Regions from separate parts of the Homo sapiens genome. Here region 2 is linked to region 1. The links are chromatin contacts, found by Hi-C or POLR2A ChIA-PET in ENCODE. All regions are on one chromosome and are shown on one strand. Each heading gives the region's core, a stretch centred on a gene start or an enhancer-like site at or near the end of the contact. The rest is flanking DNA. Distances are from core to core; before and after follow the strand shown.

What was found. A loop is a pair of places that touch in the nucleus more often than their neighbours do. ChIA-PET counts read pairs that join two places held with the same protein, here RNA polymerase II (POLR2A). Pooled maps may share reads with other maps.
Region 2: a pooled map shows a loop between it and region 1 (7-fold over the local background). The contact joins the promoter of PCMTD2 here to the promoter of ABHD16B-AS1 in region 1. A Hi-C loop is called at or near these places in 5 of 50 pooled maps. POLR2A ChIA-PET finds 5 or more read pairs at or near these places in 2 of 52 experiments (CD8-positive, alpha-beta T cell and common myeloid progenitor, CD34-positive).

What each region holds. Positions count from the first base shown.
Region 1 is chr20:63,863,281-63,867,016 of GRCh38, reverse strand. It overlaps ABHD16B-AS1 (ABHD16B antisense RNA 1), which reads left to right and starts at 1,944. Exons shown (of 2, transcript NR_165314.1): 1 at 1,944-2,193; 2 at 2,747-3,736. It overlaps TPD52L2 (TPD52 like 2), which reads right to left and starts at 1,747. Exons shown (of 7, transcript NM_003288.4): 1 at 1,633-1,747. The coding sequence starts at 1,651. RefSeq lists enhancers at 296-1,015, 1,737-2,457, 1,497-2,696, 2,790-3,019 and a silencer at 2,280-2,329.
Region 2 is chr20:64,253,586-64,257,321 of GRCh38, reverse strand. It overlaps PCMTD2 (protein-L-isoaspartate (D-aspartate) O-methyltransferase domain containing 2), which reads right to left and starts at 1,574. Exons shown (of 6, transcript NM_018257.3): 1 at 1,452-1,574.

The DNA.
Region 1 (3,736 bases), core at 695-3,194:
GCGCCATTGTACTGCAGCGTGGGCAACAAGAGCGAAAATCCGTCTCAAAAAAAAAAAAAAAAGTAGAAAGACCAATTAACCTGGCATGGTGCGCCTGTAGTCTTATAGTCCCAGCTACCTGGGAGGCTGACGCAGGAAGATCGCTTGAGCCCAGGAGTTGAAGATTGCAGTAAGCTATGATTGCACCACTGCACTCCAGCCTGGGAGACAGAGGGAGACGCTGTCCCCAAAAAAAAAATTAAAAAAAAAAAAAAAAAAGGCCAGGCGCGGTGGCTCACGCCTGTAATCCCAGCACTTTGGGAGGCCGAGGTAAGCAGATCACGAGGTCAGGGTATCAAGACCGTCATGGCTAACAGTGAAACCCCGTCTCTACTAAAGATACAAAAAATTAGCCGGGCATGATGGCGGGCGCCTGTAGTCCCAGCTAGTTGGGAGGCTGAAGCAGGAGAATGGCAGTGAACCCGGGAGGCGGAGCTTGCAGTGAGCCGAGATCTAGCCACTGCGCTCCAGCCTGGGCGACAGAGTGAGACTCCATCTCAAAAAAACAAAAACAAACAAACAAAAAACACCCTCCAGAATAATGCAGCACCTAGGAATTATAAAGCTTAATATGTAGCCGGGCACAGTGGCTCACGCCTGTAATCCCAGCACTTTGGGAGGCTGAGGCGGGCGGATCACAAGGTCAAGAGATCGAGACCATCCTGGGCAACATGGTGAAACCCTGCCTCTACTAAAAATACAAAAATTAGCTGGGCCTGGTGGCGCGTGCCTGTAGTCCCAGCTACTCAGGAGGCTGAGGCAGCAGAATCGCTTGAACCCGGGAGGTCGAGGTTGCAATGAGCTGAGATCGCGCCACTGCACTCCAGCCTGGCGTCAGAGCAAGACTCCGTCTCAAAAAAATAAAGAAAGAAAGAAAGAAAGAAAGAAATTTAGCATCCCTCTCTAGAGCCCCAAAATGCAAGGCAGACTTTTATCATCTTCTCAAGATTTTAATCTCCTGGGCTCGCTCCACGCCCCTCAGTGGCCATCTCATACTGCTCTGGGGAGACTGTTCTGGAAACAGGCCTGGTATGCTGGGTGTGCCCCTGACTCACTCCACCCCCTCTCCATGAGGCAACCCCTAAGCAGGCTGAGCTCCGAGCAGAGTTGCTGCCCAAGGGGAGCTCTGCTGAACGCGAAGACCCCTTCTCTGCTCGGGAGCCGCCCTCAACACCTCGGACTGGGTCCAGGGCCAGACAGCGTGAACCCGAGGGCCCCGCGCAGGGACCGGGGGGTGGCAGAGCAAGCAAGAGCAGGGCACGGGGTGGGCGGCATAAGCGAGACCTGCTGGGAGCGACAGAACCCAAACTACGGGAGCAACGGCGGGCGCCAGGGAACCACACCTCGGAACGGTCCCAGGGGAGACCAGGAGGGCGGCTGGAGAGAGCCCAGGAAGCGGTCTGGGCCGCGGGCAAAAAACACACCACGACCATCATAAGCTTCGAGGTCAGTGGCCCCGGGAGCTGAAGAGGGGCCGCGGGGTGGGTGAACCGAGACCGAGAGGACAGAGAGTCGCAGACGCGACCCCGGGAGACGGAGAACAACGGGCAGCCTGGGCCCATCTGCGGCGAAGGGGCCGGGCCCGGCAGGTACCTTGGCCGGCGGAGTCCATGTTCGGGCGGCGTCCGGACCGCTGTCGCGGGCGCTATGGGAGCCGAGCGGGCGGCGCCGGGAGAAGCTCGCCGCGTACACACTAGCCAGCGGAACTGCCTCAGCTCCGCGGCGTTTCGTAATCCGCGATGCGACGGCTACTTCCGCCCGGGCACGTGCTCCGCCTTCTTCCCGCCCCCACCAGTGATATCCAATGAGAGTGCCGCTTGGCCCGTCCTGGTTTACCCGACTCAACCTGATAGGCCGAAACTGCGGGCGAACCAGGAAAGGGAGGCGTGGTTCGGCGGGAATCCATTCCAGGTTGACTCCACCAGCGAGAATCACAGGTAGAACGGTCAGAGTAGCGGGAGGACTGGGAAGGTGGGAAGTGGGAGGACCGTCCAACATGGCGCTGTGGAAAGCCAGCGCAGGGCCCCAGGGGATCTTCCGGGGCGGATGCAGCTGCCTAGGAGTGCTGGGGCTCGCGCGCCTCGGCGGCTCAAACTCTGACCCCTTGAGATCCTTTCCAGCCCGACCCCTTACTTTAGGGGTCAGCCTGCCCCCGTAAGTCCTGTTATTTATTGTATTTATATTCTTTTTTTAGTTGGTCCTTTTTTGTTTGTTTTTGAGACGGAGTTTCACTCTTGTTGCCCAGGCTGGAGTGCCATGGCGCGATCTCAGCTCACTCCAATCTCTGCCCTCCGGGTTCAAGCGATTCTCCAGCCTCAGCCTCCCGAGTAGCTGGAATTACAGGCGCGCGCCAACACGTCCGGCTAATTTTCGTATTTGTAGTAGAGACGGGGGTTTCGCCACCTTGGCCAGGCTGGTCTAGAACTCCTGACCTTAGGTGATCCACCCGCCTCGGCCTCCTAAAGTGCTGGGATTACAGGCGTGAGCCACCGCCCCTCACGCCTGGCTAGTTTGTCCTTTTCATGGGGACTTTTTATTGTACGCGGGTTACTCTGAAAAAGATCGCGATTCGTCCCCTCGCCCTGCAGGCGCCGCTGCCGCCTCGCCTCGGGCGTGGACCCTGCGGCTCGGGCCTGCGCGTGTGCACCCCGAGGTTGTCTCACTTCCTGTTCAGGGCGACCAGCGCTGCGCCCTCCCCACTCCACAGATGAGGAAGCTGAGGTTAAAGTCACTTGCCCCAGGTCACTCCGCAAGTTGAAGCGCAACCAGGATACTCTGGAACAGGATGCCTGACTTCAGAGGAGAGGCGCGTAACCACCAGGCAACTGGCCCCACGAAAACAAGTCCCGCAACTTCCCTTCTTTGGCTCCTACTTGCTCCCGGAAGAAAAGCCTTAAACGGTATTCAAGCCCTTTAGGATCTGATGTCCTAGGACTCCACTCTGGGCTTCCAGCCTGGGGTGGTACTGGTCCCTAGGCATGGAAGCTCCTCCCACTGCCCCTTCCTTCACCCGGCCACCTCCTCCCACAGGTGTCTTCCTGGTACTCTTGCACAGGCCCGAGTCCCTTACCACCACGGCCTTAGCCTGCTCTCGTGCTCTCAGTAATGTTTTCTCCATTTGCTGCCTTTCATTCTTTCCAGAGATTCTTGCTCAACCCAACCAGGCCAGCCCGGGGACTAGGGACATGTAGGGACAATAGTCCCTGCTTCAGGCAGTTCAGGGCAGACCACAGAGATGTGACATTACAGACCATTGTGAGCAGAGGCCTTGTCCCATTCTGTGTTGCATCCCTAAGCCAGGAACAAAGTCCAGCCCAGGCCTGGCTCCAGGGGACACGCAGTAGTATCCTCTGGCCTGTGCAAGTGTATCTGTAGCCTCACATGCCACCATGTGAGTCTGCAATCTGTCTGTGAATGCCCTGGTGTAGAAGCCAGGAGTTTGGAGGTGGGAGGGAGCCCTACAGAATGATAGCCAGTGCTAACTCCTGGGAATGTCCAGCCACTAAGACCTGCCCACAGCCCTGCCATGCCAATGTCCTCCTTTTCACGGGAGCAGCTTGCACAGACTTTCAGCGCACAGCTGGCATTGTCTTCCCAGGAGCCATCCTGTAACCCAGGCCAGGTGAAGGGCTCCTCCCTGGGACCCCACAGCCCCGTTCCCATCATCCTTTTGTGGTGATCAAGGCACCCATCACAC
Region 2 (3,736 bases), core at 325-2,824, 390 kb before region 1:
TGAAGAACACTTGCTGAGTGGCGACAGGCATGGGAAGGTCTCAGAACTGACACCTGAGTTGTGATTGTGGCTGTGTCAACACAAGCATGAAGCTATGGTAGTGGGGTTTTGGGAGGCGACATACGGAAGATCACATTCCAACTTGGATGTCACTTCTTTAGGGTAATATGGACAAAGTAATTCATTGTGGAAGATGAGTGGGGAAAAGGACCCAAAGCCACATCTCCTTTGGGCAGAATGATCAAACAAACACACAAACAGATTTCTCACCTTGAAAACCAGAACTCTTACAAGCAATGCAAAGGGACTTTTTTCAAATACAGATGGTCTCCGACTTCGGATGGTTCGACTTCAGGTTTAACGATGTGTTTACTGGGATGCGACCCCACCGTAAGCCGGGGAGCACCTATACTTGAAAGGCTGTCACATGTACACTATTAATGGGCCTAACAAAAGCCAGACCAGTGGTACATGTTGGAGACAATGCCTACTAAATACACAGAGAAGCTTTCTAACAAATGAAGTTGCAATGAATGAAAGGAGCTCTTGATAAGCCCAGCCAAGTTCCACTGGAGGTACGAGCTGGGGTGGCGCAGGGAGCAAGGCCCTGGATCGGTCACCTCTGAGGTCTCCTCTCATCACCTGAGTGTAGGGCTCTATTTCCCCCAAGCGTGGCCACAACAATTTCTGAGTTGCTTATAGGCACCTCAACTTCACTCATTCTTGAATGACAGTCTATCAAACGCCCAGATAGGAGCTGTTTAGCCATTCCCTTGAGAAGAAAAATGAAAACTATTCTAGTCACACGAGTAAAGAGGGGGTGGATAAAGAGGGCGTGGATATTTAGGTGACTTATTTGAGGTGCAACGCTGGAGCAAACATTCATTTAGGAGACACGTCCCTCTCACAAAAACAAAACAAAGGCCCGAAGCTCAGGCAAGTTCTCCTTCCTCCAACTAACAAAGATCTCTTTCCATGCGTGAATTGAAGTCCCAGTGCTCTGCTCCAATTCTTACTATCTCCAAGGCACGGGGCGGGGGGGCGCAATTATTTTTTTAAAAAATCCTGTCATCTTCTGAAAGGGTCCAAGGCAGACTTTGTTCTAAACCTTAGCTCTTGGCTTGCCTTGGAACTGCAAACGTTTCCCACTTGGGAAGTCAAAGACAAGCTGCAGGTCTGGACTAACCAGACCCAAGAGTGTGAGTGAGCAACGGGCACCGGGAGAGACCGACGGGAAACCGCGAGCGCTCGGAGAGAGAAACGCGGGACGCCCTGGAGGCCGCTGGGGGGAGGTGAGGGTGCCCGAGGTGGGGAGGAGCGACGCCCCCAGAGGAGAGCTCCGGGCGCAGGGGTGCCGGGGGTGGGGAAGGAGGAGGGAAGGGGCCGAGGGGACACACCACCCGCTCGCCGCAGGCCGGACCGAGGGGCGGCGGCGGCGGCGGCGGCTCTACCTCCAGGCTCGGCCGGCCGACGGGTTCGGACCGCCTGGGCTGCCACCTGCAGCTCCTCGGGCGCGTCCCTCGTGTGTCCGCGGCCGAGCAGCGCCGCTCCAACCTCGGCCGCCGTAAACATCCGCCGCCGCCGCCGCCGCCGCCGCCTCTGCGCCTGCGCACAACGGCCTGACTGCGCATGCGCCGCGGGCCTGGCACTTAAAGGGGTGATGGCGGCGCAGGGCGGGCCCCACTCCCCTGGGCTGCCTGCGTCCGCCCGCCCCGCTGAGAGCTCGCTGAGCCCTAGGCCGGGTCCGAGTCTCGCGGGCGCGCCGTCCGCGCAGTGCTCAGCCAGGACGGACCCCGCACGGGCTGCCTCAGAAGCCCTCCCTAAGGGTCACCTGAGACGCCTTTGCTGACCCACGGCTGGGGGCGTTCCGCATCTCCAGGGTGCCCTGCGGCTGCTGACTCGGGGCCGGCGCTGCCCTCGGGCGGCCTCCCAGCACCAAGCACAGCCGCCCTGGGACCCCCGCCCTGCCACGCGGACGGCCACCCGGCCCTGGGGCCCTCCTACCCAGCCGGCTTTGTGAAATCAGCTGTGAAAGGAAGATATCCTGGGCCCCCAAGATCACTAAGGAAAACTCCAGCAGGAAACTGCTTAGGGCAGGCCTGCTTCCCATTCCATTCAAAGTCACTCCTCTGCTCACTTAGATAGATACATATCTGATTTGCCTCCTTTGAAAAGGCAAATGAGAAACTCAAAAGAATTTAACCGTTGGTGTCTCACCTATCTGTGGCCTGGACGCTCCCTCCCCGCTTGGAGTCTTCCTGCCTTTGCTTCAAGTTGTCCCGTCTTTCCAGACCGAACCGATGTGCTTCTTACATGTATCGATGGATGTATCCTGTCTCCCTAAATGTATAAAACCAAGCTGTGCCCCGACCACCTTGGGCACATGTCAGGACTTCCTGAGGCTGTGTCACGGGCGCGTCCTCACCCTTGGCAAAATAAACTTTGTAAATTAACTGAGACCTGTCTCCCATTTTCTGGGTTCACACAGCCCATTGCCCAAACTTCGCGTGGGGCTTTGCAGATAGGCTGTAGCTGCAGAACCCTTTCTTCAAGCACAGCCATGCAAGCCGCCTCATATGTGCAAGTGCCAGCGTCGCTGGGGCGGACGAGTGGGCCTGGGTCTCCGGTTCCCGCCTCCCTCCTAACTCGGCATTCCTCCCCAGACCCTGGAGCTCCACTTAGGAGCAGAGTTTGAAAACCAAAGGCCGGTGCCTTCACCACGTTATGTGGTCCCAGGGAGACCTCACTTCTCTTGTTGATCCATGGTCCTGGATCCACGGACCTGAGGTGGCCCACCACCTCATGACCTTCATGGGGCTCTCAGTGTCCTTCCACCTGAGAGCTTGTGGTTATTTGTGACTGTTTCAAATTACAGAAGCCCTGGAGTCATCCTTGACTCTCTTCCTACTGCCAGGGGACACGTCCTCCATACATCCCTCCTTGCCCTGTCCCAGCTCCCCTCACCTCTCCCCACCCCTCCCACCATTCCCCTGGGCTCTGGCGAGTGGTCCTCCTAAAACAGGTGATCACATCACTGCTGTCTTCAGACACTCCCTTTGTTCCTGGACCCAACTGAGGGTCGGGCTACTACTTCTCCTGGCCCAATAACAAGATGCAAATGAGCTGGAGAGTAAGAGAGGTTTTATTTCTGTAACCGGTTACAAGGAGAAGGCCTGGAAATTATCACCATACCAACTCAAAATTACAAAGTTTTCCAAAGCTCGTATACCTTCTAAGCTGTATGTCTACATGTAAGTGTGCATTCATCTACAGACATAAGTGATTAACTTCTTTTAATCTATGACTAAGGTTGAGTCCTGAAGACCCTCTTCTGGAGCCTCAGTAAGTTTACTTAATCTAAATGGGTCTAGGTGCTGGGGTGATTACCCTTATCTTGTCTCCTGCTAAATCATAATGATATGGGGAATTCCTTTAGACCCCCATAAACTTGTTTGTGGAGGCCTGGGGAGTTTCTTCAGATCCCTAATACAACTTGTTTAATCCTAAAAAGGGTCCTGTTAAGAGTTCCTTCGTTATCTTGTCATGCTTCAAGGCCCAGGAAGAGCCTAGGCAAAACTCTTGGTGGGCTCTTTGTTACATTCCAACCTTTGTATAAGGGCATTGGCTCAATCAGCTTTTAATGTTTAACCTGGCTACTCAGTCCGTGCTGGGACAGCTGTAATGGAGGCCTGCGTTAGTGAGACCCGGCCTGCCACAACTTCAGACTCTTGCTTGG